2 separate regions of the Mus musculus genome follow, and region 2 is linked to region 1. A link is a contact called in ENCODE Hi-C or POLR2A ChIA-PET data. All regions are on one chromosome and are shown on one strand. The core of a region is the stretch at or near the end of the contact, and the rest is flanking DNA. Distances in the headings are between cores, read along the strand shown.

Region 1 (2,509 bases), core at 4-2,503:
GTGGATTCATCTCTCCAGCCCTTATCTTATGGCCCCTGGGCTCGTATCAAACTCAATATGCAGCTAAGGATGATCATAATGTTCTGACCCTGTCTTAAGTGGTAAGATTACAGACACCCACCACCACGTCTGATTTTATGCGGTACTGGCAACTATTTTACAATCTGAGCCACTTCCCCTGGCCTCCAATTGCTTTTCATGAAACTGACAGCTTTAATATGGCAGTGGTTTGACAGTGTGCCTCAACTGAGGCAGGATAGATCGTTTCCTTTATGAACTAACTAAATACTTTCGCAGTGATCTAGCATAAGTGAGTTTCCACTTTCTTAGTGCATCTTGCCAGAGTACAGTCGCTTTTATAAGGGGTGATGGCAACTTGGTGTTTGGGATTTTGTTTTGTGGGGGAGGGGTCTTTGAATGATGTCTACTAGACAAATCACGAATATAGCTTCCTGTGTGGTGAGGATGGAAGTGGGGTGGCTCACTGGAATCTTTTTAAAATAATCAGGTTTCTAGCCTTTAGCGTCCATTTAAGATGTTCACCTGGGATGTTTTTCCCTTTCAACACCACGCTGCATTTGTATCCACTGAACTGTGTGCAGAAGCTAGCTGTGACTCCACGGCTGCTGTGCTGGTGTCTCCGGAGGTAGAGACAGGGCGATTGCATTCTACAACTAGGGTAATGGATCCTGCCGCGGTGAGAGGCTTACAAGAGAACTCTGCTTTAGGATTGACCACAGCCTGGAGCACACATGTCTGTTCTGAAAGCTCTTCTGCAGAAAGGGGCGTTTGTCATCTGCTCTTCACCCCCAGAGCGACAGCTCGAGCCCGCCGCCCGCCCGCCTGCCGCCGGCCCCCAGCCCCACACTGGACAGGACCGCAGGGCACGCCCATCTAGCGTCGGGGCCGCGCGAGCCGTGCTGGAGACCGCAGAGCTTGAAGCCCAACACCCCTCCACTTACCCCGGCGTGATACACTTTATTCGCTCTTTTAATCTTGATGTCCAGAGTGGTCCCCATCTCAGATTATCCGCAAAGGCCGCAACTTCCGGCCACTCGTGACCCGGTTGCCCCGCCCCCTACGAACCCGCCCCTCCGGCGCCTTCCGCAGTGGTGGCACGTGACCGGCTTTCGCGCCACACCTCACACACCTCCCTCCTTCGGGCACAGGGCGTGGCTTAGCGCGGACAGGGGCACGAAACCCACACGCGCGCGCGCGCGCGCGCGCGAACACACACACACACACTTCCGGAACGCGGGAGTGTGCTCTCTGTTCTCCCGGCGTGCCCCGCGGCGGGGGCGAGGCCGCTTCGCAGCGTTTTTTTTACACAGGAAGGCTGCCTTCCCGTCGGGCTGTGCGGCGCGAAAGGCTGCGTTTCGGAGGTGGGTTTCCGGAAGTGATAGCAGGAACGTGTCCCCTCCTGTCATCCGCTTCCTCCATCCCTGTAGCCGCGTCTGCTGCCAGATGTTCTGAGGCGCCACCGCCAGTATCCTCCGGGCGGACGAGTCCGTGCCAACCGCAGGGGCGTGGCCCCGCGCTTGCGACCTGCTGGGCGCTGATTGGTGGAGGGCCGCAGCTACGCCCCCTCAGGCCACGCCCACGACGCAGAGCCAAGGTTTCGGGAAGCGCGAGGTGACCTCGCTCTGCGGCTGCTCGCGGCTCCGCGGCCGCGGAGGCTTCTGGGTACTCCCCAGGCGCCAGCTCTGGAAGTGGTCTTGGTGTTCTGTGGGGTATCCGGGCGGGCGGGCGCGCGAGCGGGAAGGTTGGAGTCGAAGCGGAAACGGACCTGCGTACCCCTTTCTCCCTCCAGCAGCCTGCCGCAGTGGACGCCGAACTTTAGGGGGGATATTGCGGTTAGCCAGCATGCTAGTTACTGAATTGTGTAAACTGACTCTTCCGATAAGCAAGTCAAATCTTGATGTTTTTGTTACGTAAAATGATGTGAAGAAATGGTATTTGTTGAATTCCTTGATTATTATTTTCTTAAATATATATCACTTTTAGGATAACAAATTTCTCTGTAAAGTGGTTTCGTGAATGACTCTAGGTGTTTTGAAGCCGAGAACGATGTACGACGGCTGCAATTGCTTTTGAAGGTTAAGATAAAATGTTTCTCAGTATCCACAGCTCTATTTTCAGCTCCCATCTCTACCCTTAGGACTTACCCGTGTGACCTACAGACTTTCCTAGCAATTCTAAAAAAATCATGTGGGACACAGCTTAGATATTTGGAAGACACAAATTCAGTGCAGGAAAGAAAAAGAAAAGCCTTTCCTTCCATATATGGCTTTACAGAGTCTTGTTCCTCCAGGGACGATGTACCTGATTTCCTCTTTGAAAATTGCACACATGGTTAAGGAAGGCTGGTCTACTGTGAAGAGCGCTCCTTCCAGGAACTACCAGTGTTTATTGAGTGCAAAGGCCGTCCTACAAGAATCAAAAGTCCACTTTCCACAAACACTGTTCTTTTAAAGTCTTTCCATCCCTTAATCTCATGTTAAATAAGTTT
Region 2 (2,509 bases), core at 6-2,505, 44 kb after region 1:
CTGGGGTTGGCGCTGGCTGGGCATTCCGATGGAGAAGCCGGGGAACCGGCGCCCGGGAGCGTGCCCAGCCTGGAAAGTTTCTGCGCGGCCCGCGCGCGGGCACGGTCCGAGTAAGGTGGCGGCCGCGCGCCTGCAGCCGCGGGCGTAATTCCGGAGGTGAGCCGGACGCCAGCGATCGTCCAGGCCTGCGCGGGCCCGGTCGGGATAGGGGCTCGCGACGGCGGCCTCCCAGGGCCGCGAGGTGGGCGGCTTGCCCTCCGCTTCCCTTCCTTCCCGGGCCGCGCGGGCGGGGCTGCGGGCTCGCGGCGCGGGAGCGCGCTGCGCCACGGGGGCGCGCGCTGGCCCGGCCGCAGTCGGCGTGGGAGCGAGCGCGGGGGCGGGGCGAGGCGGCCGCGAGGCGGCAGGCGCTCGCTCGCTCGCTCGCGCACCGGCAGGCCACCGCCTCGCCCCCGTCCCTTCCCTTCCCTTCCCTCCACTCCCCTCCCCCGAGCGAATCACGCGCCCTCCTCTGACACTCATAGCGGGCCCGAGCTCCGAATTTATCCTTCACGTGACCTGAGGGGGGTTGGGTGGTTGGCTGGGGGACGGAGGAGAGAGGGGAAGGAGGGAACGGAATCTGCCGTTACCCGAGCAACAGGCCCCGCCCGCCGGCTTGGGGCCGGGAGGGGCGGGCGGAGGACGTCAGCACGTCAGCCGGGGTTTTGCGTTTTGATTGACAGTTGCTATAGCGACCGGGTCGGTCCGTCGCCATTTTGTTGGTTGGTTTTTTTTTAAACCCTTTCGCTTCCCGCCCGAATAATAATAAAAAGCCCCATTGGAGTGAGGCGGGGGTGGCGGCGGCAACCGCGGCGGGGGGATCCGGGGAGACTGCTGCCGTCGCTGCTGCCGATCGCGGCCCAGGTCGGGCTGAGAAAGCGGACTCCCCGAGCGGGGGTGCGGGCGCCACCGCCGCCGCCGCTTGTGCTGCTGTTCCTGCTGCTGCTGTTGGTGCCGCTGCCGCTGCCGCCGCCGCCGCCGCCGGCGAGCGGGCGGGACCGGTGTGAGTGTGAGGGAGCGTGTGCGAGGGCGAGTGTGCGCGCGGTGAGTGTGCGCGAGTGTCTGTGCGGGATCGGGGGCGGGCGGTCCGGGCTCTCCTGGCGGAGCCGCCGCCGCCGCCGCCGCCGCTCGGGCCCCGGCGCTGCTCGCTGCGCAGCTTCGGAGCGCGCGCCATTTTGTGAGATTTACAAAAATCCTCGTCGGGAAGAAGCGGCCGGCAGCGGCCGCCACTCGGCGCCCGGCCTCGCCGCCGCCGCCGCCCTCCGCACCGGGCCGGGCCGGGCCCCGCCGCCGACACTCGGGGGCCCGGGGACTGCGGTATTTGCCGGGGAGGGGCTGTCGCCTGCCTCCCCGGCCGCGGGCGCCGCCGGCCCCGCCAGCCCGACGGACCCTGAGCCAGCGCGGCTGCGGCGCGGAGCCGGGACGCCGGGGGCGGAGAGAGGCGGCCGGGGCGGCGCTGGCTGCGGAGGCCGCGGCGGGAGCGCGGCGCGGGAGCTCGAGGCTGAGACTCACCGGAGGGAGCGGCGCGAGCGCCCCGCCATCGTCCCGGTGAGTGTCCGCCCCGCCCGGCGCGGCGCGGCCCAGCGCGCGGCTTCTCGGGGCCTGCGAGCCGGGCTCGCCAGGCCTCAAGCGGAGGGAGGGAGGGACCTGCCATCTTAGGAGCGAGCGGGCGGGCGGGCGGGCGGCCCGGGGCCCGGGGAAGAAGGCCTCGTCCCCGAGGAAAGTTGCGGCGGGTGGGACCCGCTGCCTCGGGCCGGGCCGGCGCCAGACCTCCACTGGCTGCCCGGGCGCAGGGGAGGAGGCTGTTCTCCTCCTCCTCCTCCTCTTCCTCCTCATCCTCTGCCCCCAGCTCCTCCCTCGTCCCTCCTCTCGGTCCCCACCGGCGTGCGGAGCGCCGGGGTTCTGGGCAAGGACAATGCACGGGATCAGAAAATGGGGCTGGCGGCCGGGAGGCGAGGACGCAAGGCCCGGCCGGGCCGGGCCGGCGAAGGTCGGCAGCCTGCTGCCTGCGAGGCCCAGTGGGCCCGCGCTCGGGCCTGGGGACCTGGTGTGCTCGGAAGTCGGGCCGCGAGCGCGGGCCACCCAGGGCACCGGAGGGGCCGGGGTGACCTGCATAGCAGCGGGAGGAGACTGGAATTAGAATGGAGACCTGTGTATCGCCTCAAAACTTCAACATCTATTTATAGGCTCAGACCCACTCAGGCTCCAGAGGCCCCAGAGCTGCTGAATATCAGCACTAAGCTAGAGGCCCCTCCCTACCCCGAAATAGTTAAAAATGGCAAAATTCGTGAGTCAGTGACTCCAATGACTTGTCTTGTCTTTGCCCAGCCCTAGATTATGTGACTCCTGTCGTCGAGGTGCAGCATCGTTTGCTTCTTGAGTTCTGCCAAATCCCAAGAAAATATTCCTTGTAACTGTTTGCACACTCATAGATTAGTGCAAGGCCTTTTATATATTACCTCGAATAACCTCC

The links. Hi-C counts contacts between places; a loop is a spot of excess contacts on that map. ChIA-PET counts read pairs that join two places held with the same protein, here RNA polymerase II (POLR2A).
Region 2: a map of left cerebral cortex shows a loop between it and region 1 (11-fold over the local background). The contact joins the promoter of Dyrk1a here to the promoter of Vps26c in region 1. A Hi-C loop is called at or near these places in 23 of 37 maps with a recorded cell type or tissue (Patski, T-helper 1 cell, T-helper 17 cell and 8 more). POLR2A ChIA-PET finds 5 or more read pairs at or near these places in 4 of 5 experiments (Patski and embryonic stem cell).

The regions. Positions count from the first base shown.
Region 1 is chr16:94,525,376-94,527,884 of GRCm38, forward strand. It overlaps Vps26c (VPS26 endosomal protein sorting factor C), which reads right to left and starts at 1,254. Exons shown (of 8, transcript NM_007834.3): 1 at 963-1,254. The coding sequence starts at 1,019.
Region 2 is chr16:94,568,951-94,571,459 of GRCm38, forward strand. Dyrk1a (dual-specificity tyrosine-(Y)-phosphorylation regulated kinase 1a) reads left to right here and starts at 1,256. Exons shown (of 12, transcript NM_007890.2): 1 at 1,256-1,584.